Linked DNA regions of Mus musculus: region 2 is linked to region 1. A link is a contact called in ENCODE Hi-C or POLR2A ChIA-PET data. All regions are on one chromosome and are shown on one strand. The core of a region is the stretch at or near the end of the contact, and the rest is flanking DNA. Distances in the headings are between cores, read along the strand shown.

Region 1 (6,248 bases), core at 3,191-5,690:
AACAGATAAACAAGATGTACTAAGTCTGGCTGTGGAATATCACTTCAATGAAAAGAAACAACAAACTCAGAAGGAGTAAATTGCTGACACACAGAGAAATGACGGCCAGAGCCCCAAACTCAGGAAGACACTTAAGCCGTCTATAAGTCAACTGCAATAGAGTTTCTAGAAAAGGCAAACTATGAAGTCTGAAAGCATAGAAATAGGAATAGGAACGGGAATGGATCAGAATCTGACACAAGAACTCTAGATGACAGAGACATCTGAAATTGGGCTGTGGGTCTGCAGCTGCAGGACTCACCGCAAGCATTGGCCTGGCACGCTTGAGACCAGGGCTCCTCTCTCCCTCAAAGTTGGCCATGATGGTCAGACAGTTATGTAAGTTTCTTACAATGCAAAATAGTGCACATGTGTGAATTTTTAGGCATGTAAGATCTACCCAGCTCAATAGTCATTCAGAGACTCAAGGCTGTGCTTTGTGGGCTCTGGGGCAGCCAGCGTCCTTCCTCTCCACATCCGGAAGAGATGTGAGCTGGACCTTCGACACTGAACATGAAAAGATAGTTAGGGCCGCAACTGGAGACCACACTGCATGTCTATTTCCAGATCCCTTCGTGTGGCACCAGATTAAGGTCCCCTCCCCTGTACAGCCTTTTCCTAGACAACACAGTAACAGTAGGAACTGCAACTGAAAATTCACAGCAAGCCTTGAGTCCTACTATCTTGTGAGCAGAAACAGAAGAAAACCAAAAGCAAACACACACACACACACACACACACACACACACACACACACACACACACACACACACACCTACCTCGATCATTTTCCCCCGAGTCTACATGGTTCTTGGTACAAGCTAATCCAGTTTTCTTCCCTCCTTTTATATACATTAAAAATCAGTATTTTTCCATATGTCTATTTAGAGTGCAAAGGCTAAGAAGTCAACACTTTCAATTTGTGGATACATGAGATACTGAGACGCACAGGACCCATCATGCCTATTCACTTTGTATCGTCAAAGAGCCACTCACTTAAAAACAAACAAACAAAACATTAAAAAATAAAAGAGATCCCATTTTAACTATGGTGCTGGGAACATCGGATGCTCTCCCAGTGCCAGGACACAATATCCAAAAAACTCACAAGAGAATGAAAGTTAGGAAAACTCTCGAACTATGAATCACCATTCCCAATACTGAAACACTTTACTTCTTACTTTTTCTTGAAGCCAAATGTTTAAAGGGAAGAAAACAGAAACCCAACCAGTGAAAAGAAGAGGCGGGTGTGCTGGATGGAGGAGACAGGGAACCACCCACACCCAGTGTGGCCTACACTGGCCGAGTTGTGAGCAGAAGACAGATGCTAATTTCACACTTTATCTGTCCAGGATGACCATCTGAACGTCAACCGCAGAAATCACGGTCTCCTCAGTTCTACAAAATAGCCGGAGTTGAATGAACTAAACGCATCAGTGTCCTGCCGTCAGTCTGGAGGAGACCCACAGCTACTGCTGACCTACTGCGCTCATCCTGCACCTGAGATAGGGACCTCGTTAACTTTGTTTTCCAATCTGCTTTTCTCCAATTCTTATAATCTCTACTCCTTGCTCAGGGTTTTGTATGTCATGGATATGAAATGAAGTTAGTAATGAAGTTGTCTAAATAGACACAATTTGGTGAATAATGATTCAGAGATGAGGTCACACTGGCCTGGGATCTCTTGATCATCCTATTAAGTGTTGGCAGAACGTAGGTCATAGGCTTCAGTCTCACTTGCAAAGCCTGAGGGGATATACTATAAGAACGATGTTCTCAAGGAAGAAGACCACCACCACAGCTCACATGCAAATCAATCAAAGCCATTCCTGTCCCTGCCTACAAACCAGACAAAAGTATTAAAATGGATTCAGTTAACTCAGTTACTCCATTTCCCACCATAACTTCCAGCCCGGATGTGCGAAGCGTTGTGTCATCAAAAGAAGGTCCAGGCATGCGACAGGAGCGCAGGATGTTCTCGGATGAACGCATCACACAACGGAAGCCTTTGCTTCTGCTGTGCGGTTCGGGTTATTTCTTGCATATTGCTTTACAACTGATTGTTGGTGTGTCTTGTGTTATACCTTCACATAGCCAGAAACTACAGCTCATGTTTCCTTGGCATTTCCCAGCAGTTTTTGACAGAGAGCTTGTTGTATAACAAATTCAAGACAGTGTCTGGGGAAACTAGCTGACTTGAGTTTTCTATGTTACTCATCATCGAATAGGTAATTGTTTTTCTGTGTATTATTCTGTGAGCATATAGCTGAGAACATATAAACCCAGGGTTTGGTGAGAGTAAAACAGAACAGAGATGGAATTTTCCAGCCGAGAGGCTTCAGAAAGCACCTTGCTCCTAAGTTGCCTTCCCTGAGTGGCGCCCAGAGCCCTCCTCCCCCCACCCCCACCCCCACCCACATACAGAGCCGGAACCGCCCACATCTCTGTCAGTTCGGGTCTGCCTTTAACAGTTTCTACATTTCAAACATCTTAAGCACAGAGTCTAGAAAGGACATCAGAATAACAGATTCAAAACACGTCATAAATCAAGTCATTCGGTTTTAAGTCTATTCACAGAAAAGCCAAAAAACGTGTGCTCTTAACTTACAAACCAGAGAACTTAAACTCAAGGCCACAAGGCAACTGTGGAAAGTGACCCACAATAATCTACTCTTACAGTAAAATTTTTGGAATTTAAAGAAAAAGAAATCCAGACACCCAGAAAGGAAAACAAAAACCAACCAAACACCAGGTCACTCTGAAGAAAAGAAATGAGACCAAATAAATAACTACAAGTAAAATTTAAGGACAAACTTACAACCACACAGCCATGATTCAGTACTGTCACCATAACCCTTCCGAGAAGCAGACAACAGAACGAGCTTCCAAATATGGAAAGGAAGAGCTAACACCTGAGAGCGACCTTGAAGGGCTGGAGTGTGCCAGTGTCCTGAGGTCATATGTACTCCCTAGAAGGACAGTATACACCACTGCTCCTGCTGACAATGCCCGCACGTGAATTACAGGAAAAACAGTCGGCTTGTTCCCTGTTCAGACGTATTTACTTGGAAGTAAAAGGACATTTCAAGTCACATGATAAAGGGTGAAGGAACAGAAACGGTGTCTAATTTCCTTCCTGCTCATATCACACAATCGATACGAAAGAAAGGAGGGTGTTTATAAAAAATACCCTGGAGAGCCAAATCAGACGTTTCCCCAAATCCCCCCCAAAAGACAGGACCAACTCACTAGTTCATATGAAAGTGAAACTGAGGTAGGACTTTCACAAACCTGCCTGCCTGCGGCCTGTGGGGTAAAGGGGTTCTCAGAGGAAAGCAAACCCAGGGGCCAGCATCAGGCTCAGCCTCAGGTTCTCCCACCTCTAAGCCCTCCTTCTAGAAGACACTAAAGAGACTGTCTCCAGGAAAGCCAGGGAATCTTCATGGAAAACCAGTAAAGAACAAAATAAATAGCAAGCTTAAACAAAATGATAAAAGGTTTTGTTTTGGCTTTTTTTTTTTTTTTTGGTTAATTGCAGCATCATGGAGGATTGCAAACGTAAATACCACTGTGAGCTTCATCATCTAATCAATGCCACAAATACTTGTGAGGCCACATGTGGTCTTCTCCAAGTGCGGGGCTCTCAAGGTTGAATATATATCAGATACACATTGGCTGACGTCTAGGCTGAATACACTCAAGTGTCCGCCTGCTGTAACACATAATTAATGGAAACAATGACAGGTCCTAACCCAAGGTGACACCAGTAGGTGCTACTAAAAATAACACATCTTATTAGTGCCATATGAGCACAGGCACAAAACAGCAGCTCATTAAAATGCCTAAGATGAGAGTGAGTGCCAAGGAAAGCATTCTGTCACAGGAATGAAATTAACGCTGCCTATAAAAGTAACTAAAAAGCCACAAGAATGTTCTTCTCCCACCTCCCTTTTCCACTCTTATGTTTTATATGAAAATAGCTTTCATCTTTCGATGCAGGAAAGAATTGGTGGTGGCTGGCATCAAACACACTGAAATCAACACAAGTGTAATTATCAGCATACTTTCAAGTGTTTTCAAAATACATGCTGGTTGAGATTGTCTCAATTTAGAAATGTGCGCTTTGTGCTGGTGGTTGAGGACTAAGAATTTTAGGATACTGCCCAAAGCATTATTTTTGTAGCAGTTACTTGACTAGCTAATATTGCACCAACGTACACAGAGTGTCCGATGCAGTCTGCACTGTCTTTGTGTGGGTTGTGGCGGGCTTCAGTGGGACATTCACGTCAGCTGCTGCACATAAATCACTCAGAACTGGGCTTGACACTCGGCAAGTGTCAGCTATGGGTGCATTAATGGTTCCACTCAGAGAGGCTGTGAGGAGGTGCGTGGGGACGAGCGGGTGACTGTTGTTAGGAGTAAGTGCTGAGGGCAGCCGGTCATGGTCTTAATTTTTCCTGTTAGACCAGTTTAAAGCTGGCAGGGATTTCAGAACACACAGAGATGTCAGAATCTCTTCTGGTTTTAAGTTGTAGACTCTTAAAAAGAATCAGTCTAGGGAACAGATGAAAATTTAATGGTATAACATTACACAAACCAGACTGTCTTCCTGAGGCTACAAAATATAGCAATTTTCTCTTGGTCCAGCTTAAAGAGAGCAAAAATGTCAAGATCTTGCATGATTTGATCTGACATGAGATTTGGATATAGAATGTTCAATATTGTATTTGTTAAAGATTTATTATAAATACAAGGGTAGGAAGAGGTATAGAAACAAGGCCCAGGTACACAGGATTACTTAAGCATCTAAGCAATACAGTAAACTGCATACAGACACACAGACACACACACACACAACCCTCCCCGGCTTGGTTGCTTCATAACAACTTTCATTAATTACTCTGCACCCATCACTCACATAAGTCCTTTTCCAAAGGCAAGGCCCAGGACACAAAGACACTCTCTGAGGAGGTGAAGGGCGGCTGGTAATTCATTAGAACCCATAAAGCTTTTCTATGGAAATCAAGAATCAATGAAGCTATTGTATGAGACCATAGCTCGGCAAGTGTGGACTAGTTATGGATTCTCACAAAGCAACAGTACTCTTAAAAGAGGCAAGGGCACCATGCCTAGGAAACTCCAGGGGAGCCTTGCCTCAGGTATAAGGGCAGCCACCCATACCCACCAGGTTGCTGGGTGCAGGGAGTGGCTACCAGTAACTGTGGGCACTTGGCTGCATGCTCCCAGCTCTCAAGGGTTGCTTTTACTACTGGCTTGTGCATCCAGGGCTACAAGTGATTGAAGTCTATCAGCCGCCACTGGCTGCTGTGAGTCCAGTAAAGAGTTAAGTAACTTTAAAACAAAACAAAAATCTTAAATACTGGTTTCCAGAATTACAACAGAATATAAAAGACTTATGTCACAAAAGACAAACACTGTGACAAACTATTTCAAGCCTAAATCACCTACCTTTAACATTCTGGGTGCGCTCGCGCTCGCTCGCTTTCTCTCTCTCCCTTTCTCTCTCTCTCTCTCTCTCTCTCTCTCTCTCTCTCTCTCACACACACACACACACACACACACACACACACACACACACACACACACGGCAGAAGTGTAGCAAGTGCACACTGCGTCTCAAAGGCGTAAACAGAATGTAGACCTCCCTGAATTCACAGACTTAAAAGTCACGGTGCATTCTCACCCCAACAGAGATCACCACTGCTTTTGTGGCTCCAAGTCAAGTGTGTAATAAGAAAGGTGTTGTAAAAACAGATTAAATTGCTCCAAACTTTAGCATTTTATCAGAAGGAGAAGAGACAGAGCTGACTACTTGCCGCTATGGGCCATGAACAGCTCGGGCCATGTGCCTCACTCCCCTGTTCAGTCTTTATATTTAACCTGGACACATCACTATGAGTTTAAGAAAATTGTAAGCTCCAAATTGTGACAGAAGTCAACAGTGTCGGCTCTCGGTGACACTATGACTCACAAAGGCTGGTTCACCACCCTCTGGACCTTTGCTTCAGATACACCAGACACAGAGGATGGCTTGTGAGTCACCCCAGTGGCTGGAAAGCCAGCCTATGAATACTTCTGATCTCAGCATGCACACAAAGGCTAAAATGGAAATGGCAAAGGGGGTTTTCTCTAAGTTATTAAATGTGCAGTAATCAAGAAGTCGGAGTCTTTTGAATCTTACAATAGAG
Region 2 (6,521 bases), core at 288-2,787, 94 kb after region 1:
GAGAGAACTTGGAAGGAGAAAGGAGCCCTCCTTTCGCTAGTATCCACCTGGATGATTCCAAAGACCTTAGAGTCAATCACATAAAAGCAACCTTCTCTGGTGTGGTTTAATAGCTGACATGGTTTGGACAACTGCAGTAAATGGGCATAGGGGGCTGGGTTGGAGTAATCTCAAGAGGAAGTCCTGTGTCCCGTCCCCCCCCCCCCCAATTCGCACCTGCTTCCTTCTTCCTCCATAAGTTGCCTGCCCAGCAATGCCCATAAGTGCACTTACCATCAGTTCCTGTCCCTGGAGTCAGACCCTTCAGTCCCTCTTTGTTGACTGTGGTCTAATGTAAGGAATGTATCTGTCACCTCAAAGGCCACAAAGGATGGCCTAGAAATGCTGGCCATTCTTACCCCCTCTACCTCTGTGACTACTCAACAGGGAACGGCCACTTTCCATCTTCCTCATCTGTGATGCACTGTAGCAGATGAGTCTTAAAAGTGTGTGGGGGAGATGATCAGGTTTTTTTTTTCCTTTTCTTTTTTTAATATTTATTTATTGATTGATATACATCCCAAATGCTGCCCCCTCCAAACCCCTCTCTCAGAATCCTTCCCCCATATCCCATCCCCTTCTTCTCTGAGAGAGTGGGGTCCCCTGAGCTCCCCCTCCCAACATCAAGTCTCTGCTAGATTAGGCAGATTTTGTCTCATTGAGGCCAGACAAGGCAGCCCTGTTGGGGAAGGGATACCACAGTAAGGCTACAGCTTTAGGGAGAGCCCCTGCTCCAGTTGTTGGGGGGATCACATGGAGACTGAACTGCACACCTCCTACATATGTGTCATGTGTCCAGGGTCTCCTTCTAGCCTGTGAAACTACCCTTAACATAGTTCTCAACAGCTTGAGAGAAAATTGTTACATCCAACGAGTGTTTCAGGAAACATAGGTTTAGCAGAAAAGGCTATTGTTATTGCTAGTTGCTGCCCCACCCTCCTCTCTGTGTGTGTGTGTGTGTGTGTGTGTGTGTGTGTGTGATGGTACAAGTGTGAAGGTCAGAAGACAATGTATCAGCTTACAGAGTCAGGTCCTCTCCTTCCAGCAAGTGACTTTACCTGCTGTAACTCACCAGCCCAGTACATTTAATTATTCATTTATCTGGATGCATATTGGCTCAAATGGCCACTATGACAATGGCAGAGGAACTGAGGACTGCCCCCGAGCTCCAAGCTTTACCGTTTATCAATACAGTGTGCATGTGTGGAAGTCAGAGAGAAACGCTGGGTGTTCCTTAGGAGCTGTCCACCTCATACTTGGAGACAGTCTCTTTCATTACCTGAGACTCACTAACTGGTTCTCTAGGCTCCAGGGATCCTCCTGCCTCTGCCCCCTGAGCACTGGGGTTACTCACATGGCTCTCCTGCTGCGTTTTCATGTGGTGATCAAACCAAGCGCTACTTGAGCAGCAGTTTCCTCAGCCCAGCATGGCTTCCTGCTCCCCTTTCCTAAGGACACACCCTGCTGGCACACTAAGGACACACCTCACACTGAGCTCCTCCTACACTCGCTCTACCCTAACCGTAGAAAAGGTGGTTATTGCCTCAATTTACAGATGTTGAAGGTAAAGTGCACAGAGTTCTGCTCTCCAGGTTGGCAAGCAAGGTCACTAGCTCTCAGTGAGCAGGCGATGCAGCCCAACCCAGTACTGACTGAAGCTCATTCTGGTCTACTCTGCCAGACTCCCTGGGCTTAGCTGTAGCTGCTAGGCTCCTGGCTTTTCTGTGCAGCTCAAGCCCCTGGTATGATGACCTCAGGTTTCTCAGTGTTTTATCAGCAGAGTCATGGAAATAAAAACACCATCCGTGCCTTAGGATCTTTGTCCCCTGTGACTACATCACAGCCAGAACTGGCCCGATAAAACAGGCCTTTGGATCAGCAATGCTTTAGTGTCTTCCCGGGAAGAAGGGAAGAAGAGAGGGAGAGATACTACTCTACAACTATGCCCTGTGTTCTCCTTAGAGAAACAGGTGAGGCCAGCTTCTGGTACATGGCTCCAAAGGCCCTGGAAGGGCCACACACCTATTTTAACTACAGATGGATATTTGTGGGGGTGGGGCAGAGTGGAACAATCATAAACTAAATGTGCTAAAGAAGTCAAGATAGCAAAATGAGGGTAAATGGAGGACCAGGGATAAGGAAATGAAGGAGGGAGGAAGTAGATAACACAAAATTAAACAGAAAAACAAAACCGAAAACCAAGGATATGGAGGAGGAGAAAGGGGAGGAGATGGTAGGCAGGCAACAAGAACCGAGAGCAGGGGCAAGTCTCCTAAGCTGCAAGAAGCAGCAGGAGACTTTAGAAGTAGCAGAGGCAAACTGGGAAGCAGACATTGGAGGGAAGAACACACTGTATGTTAAACAGAGTAAGCCAGTCAGGCATGGTGGCTGGGGTGGTAGCAGTCAGTTTATCCCAGTTAGCTTCTCCTTGCTGTGATAACACACTGGTCAAAACTGACTTGCTAAGAAGGGGTTTTATTTCATTTATCTCATACTTCTATGTCAGGAGGCAGGAACCTGAACGTGGGAACTGAAGCAGAGACTATAGAAAAAATGTTGCTTACAGGCTTGCTTGACTGATCTTTCAAGCAGCCCAGGTTGAGTCCTCCTCTACAATTAGTGGTCGAGAAAATGCCCCACAAACCAGCCTGCAGGCCACTCTGATGAAGGCAGTTCTTCAGATGAGAGTCCCTTCTCCCAGGTGGATCTAAGCTTGTGTGAAGTTGGCAAAACTAAGTAGCACACAACTTGACTGGTTTTGTTCTCTACAGAATCCTGACTAACATAGTGCTACACACCTTGAATACCAGCACTTAAGATGCGGTAGCAGAAGGATCATCTCAAGGTTCAAGGTTATACTGGGCTATACTGAAACTGTCAAAAAAGACAACAACAACAACAAATTCAAATTAAACCTATCTAAACAAACAAACAACAACAACAACAACAAAAACAAAAACAAAAACATTAGGCCAAGGTTATCGGCTCTCCAAGCTCATAGTCCCAGGTTTGACACTTAAGTTGTCTAAATGGCCCACACCTAGGTCCCACTAGGGATTGTGGTCAGTGCTTGTGGGAGACAGGGTCAGGCTCTAAAGCAGATGCACTGGTGACAGGAGAGAGGCTTCCTAGTGAGTCTGGGAAAGAAATGAGTCTTTGGGGATGAGACAGTGTTGTCATTTCGTTGTTGGGCTCAGTGTTGCTGAGAATAAGTAGCTGCCAACACCAGTGCCAAGACCACCTCACCTGGCTTTGGAAGGCCGTGTCCAACAGCAAACCAGCAGCTTCTCAGGTGCTGAAGGGATTGGTGAGTGGCAGGCACTTTATGTCTGTCCCACCAAACAGTACTACATATACACACAGAGACTATGGCCTAGACTTTACCTCTCAAGCAACCACCCATGCAGAGTTAAGACTCCACTATGGGGGGCTGGATACACCTTGCTGAGACTGTCTTTCCTTAAGAAGCAGACAAGGGTGTCTTTGCTCTTCTGAAAGTTCAATGAAACTGCATTTGGGTATTTTGTGTTTAAATGCTAAAGAATTAAGGCAGGAAAAATCAGTATTTGATTGAGTTTCCCAACTTCTTAAAGAACATGAGCTGCTAGTGGTTTCTGGATTCTCAAAGATGAAAGCAGATATATATTTCTCTTTCTTTTCTTTTCTTTTCTTTTCTTTTCTTTTCTTTTCTTCTCTCCCTTCCTTCCTTTCTTCTTTCCTTTCTTTCTTTCTTTCTTTCTTTCTTTCTTTCTTTCTTTCCTTCTTTCCTTCCTTCCTTCCTTCCTTCCTTCCTTCTTTCTTTCTTTCCTTTTTTTTTTTTTTTTTTTTTTTGTTATTGGCATACAGGCCACTCTGTTTCTAGTATTTCAGAGACACAACCAAATGTACCATAAAAGCAAATATTGACTGTTTTGCAATGTGTGTCTTGACCTGTCTTTAATTACACTGGTGCAGAAAGCTGTATGTTTCCTGCTGGACCTAGAGAACTTTCCTGAAAAGTACATTTCAATTAGCATCCACTGAAGCACACAGATGACAAAACATAATTCTCTCTACTTCCTCACCTCTCAACAAGAGTGAATATGTTTGTTCCTATAGAGCTAATCAAGTGAACTTCCACCATGACACAGGACATGTCTTTATTTAACACAATTATGCATGCTTTGCTTTGTCCCGAGACAGCAATACAATAGTGGGCCAAGAACTGAACTATGAAACACACTGCATACGAGAGTCTGTTATCTATGGTTATATTACATGGAAGCCTGGAAACTGCCTCATGAGGAGACAAGTCTGGACAGTCTGGACCCACCTTTAATAAGAACAGCTTGATTATGGTTTCCTTTGAAATGGATTCGCTGGATCTACAAGTCAAGCCTCCCTAAGATCTCCATCTAGAAAAATAGGCTAGGGGGTTCCCCCCAAATAGCAGACATATGGCCAGAGAGTTGTAGATGCAAACTTAAGACACAATAGACTCTGAGACTTTGGGAGTTCTGGTGTGAAATGCACCCAGTTGCCCTGTAGGGGCTGGCAAAGGCATATTTGAATCAGAAAGGCCAGCCTGTACAGCAACACGCCTGAATACAAAAGAAGCACTGATGTCTGACAGAGAATTCTGGACACAAGATGCTGAGGTAAAAGGAAGTTCAAGTTTCCCTTTGCCAGAGTCACACTGCCAGGAAGCAGGAAGCTACTGGGGAGGAGGTGTGATGGTCAGCTCTGTAATTTGGCAGAAATGAAACTCACAAAAAGACAGAGAAGATGCTCTGAAATCCCTTGACAGTTGGGAGTTGGTAGCAGTGTTGTTGCTGGTGGTGGTAATGATGGAGATGATGATGATGGTTGTGGTGGTGGTGGTGATGATGGTCATTGCTGGAAGATGGTGCTTTTATCAGAACGTCCCACCTGATTTAAACATTGCACAGTGCATATGTATAGATACCTCATATCCCATGCTTGATACACAGACTTTTTTTATTGGATATTTTCTTCATTTACATTTCAAATGCTATCCTGAAAGTCCCCTATACCCTCCCCCTACACACATACACACCCTGCTCCCCAACCCACCCACTCCCACTTCCTGGCCCTGGCATTTCCCTGCATATGATCTTCAAAAGACCAAGGGCCTCTCCTCCCATTGATGGTCAACTAGGCCATCCTCTGCTACATATGCAACTAGAGACACACTTCTGGGGCGGGGGGGGGGGGGGTACTAGTTAGTTCATATTGTTGTTCCTCCTATAGGGTTGCCGACCTCTTTAGCTCCTTGGGTACTTTCTCTAGCTCCTTCTTTAGGGGCCCTGTGTTCCATCCAATAGATGATTGTGAGCATCTACTTCTGTATTTGCCAGGCACTGGCATAGCCTCATAAGAGACAGCTATATCAGGGTCCTGTCAGCAAAATCTTGCTGGCATATGCAATAGTGTCTGGGTTTGCTGGATGTTTATGGGATGGATCCCCGGGTGGGGCAGTCTCTGGATGGTCCATCCTTTCATCTTAGCTCCAAACTTTGTCTCCGTAACTCCTTCCATAGGTATTTTGTTCCCCATTCTAAGAAGGAACAAAATATCCACATTTTGGTCTTCCTTCTTCCTGAGTTTCATGGACACACATACTTTTAATATAGCAATTAAATATAAAGTTAAAGAGGAAATAGAGAAAAGAGAGATACATTCCTCTCCTCATTGAAAGTGGAGATTCAGGTCTCTTTGAGGGCCCTCCTCTGGCACTAGTTTAAGTTTGTCACCTCATCCTTTGTGGGCATTTGGGCATCTTAGTTTTCATAAGTTCTAGCACCTTAGTTTATGAGCCATGAAAAGACTTGCAAATGATTCACAGAGAGGGCAGAGACATACATTTCAACCTAGACAGTGTCAGTCACTACAAGTTCCAAATTACGGAGGGTGGAATTAATTAGGCTTATTGTGTTTCTAAAATCCAAACACAGCTTCAATGATTACTAGCCACTAATGGCTTATAATGAAGGCAGAGCTTGTTAGCTAAGCAAACAACTGACATGTTTGTTTAAAGTATAAACAGAAAAAATCATGAATTAAATGAATGAATTCACTGATTGTTCTTTGTTGCTTGTAAAGAACTATTCATCTGCCACAGTGTACATCACCACCTTTGTTAAAAGGATTAGCCTGCTGGAGTTGTTCTTATCTGCTCAGAAATCTCAGCGTGCAAAGTGAATAGTTCTTGATTTGGAAGGGATCGTCTGCATCAAGGAGGCTGTGTGGGACAGGGGATGGCCCGGTCATTGGGGATTCATAAGTAAGGGAGCTTTAAGAACAGAAGCTAAGCCTCCTGACTTCAGATGGCATCTCCACAGACAGACCAAACACAGCTCCAGGAGACTGAGGGACAAGATGCCCAATGCTCTCCAGGGTGGTCCTAGAAAGTGATGGTCATCCTCAAAGCATTCACCTTAACGGCATGCCCTTTAAAAGGCAATAAACCTTCCCAGAAACAA

The links. A loop is a pair of places that touch in the nucleus more often than their neighbours do. ChIA-PET counts read pairs that join two places held with the same protein, here RNA polymerase II (POLR2A).
Region 2: a map of Patski shows a loop between it and region 1 (2.4-fold over the local background). The contact joins two enhancer-like sites. A Hi-C loop is called at or near these places in 1 of 37 maps with a recorded cell type or tissue (Patski). POLR2A ChIA-PET finds 5 or more read pairs at or near these places in 1 of 5 experiments (Patski).

Annotation. Positions count from the first base shown.
Region 1 is chr13:63,243,568-63,249,815 of GRCm38, reverse strand. The region is part of intron 13 of Aopep (aminopeptidase O); the gene reads right to left. Among named protein-coding and RNA genes, the nearest start is that of Gm16907, 50 kb to the left of the region's middle. Within about 2 kb of position 4,440, at least 2 of the 3 ENCODE cell types and tissues checked have a DNase peak (open chromatin) inside an H3K27ac peak, as active enhancers do.
Region 2 is chr13:63,146,472-63,152,992 of GRCm38, reverse strand. The region is part of intron 5 of Aopep (aminopeptidase O); the gene reads right to left. Among named protein-coding and RNA genes, the nearest start is that of Gm30409, 17 kb to the right of the region's middle. Within about 2 kb of position 1,537, at least 1 of the 3 ENCODE cell types and tissues checked has a DNase peak (open chromatin) inside an H3K27ac peak, as active enhancers do.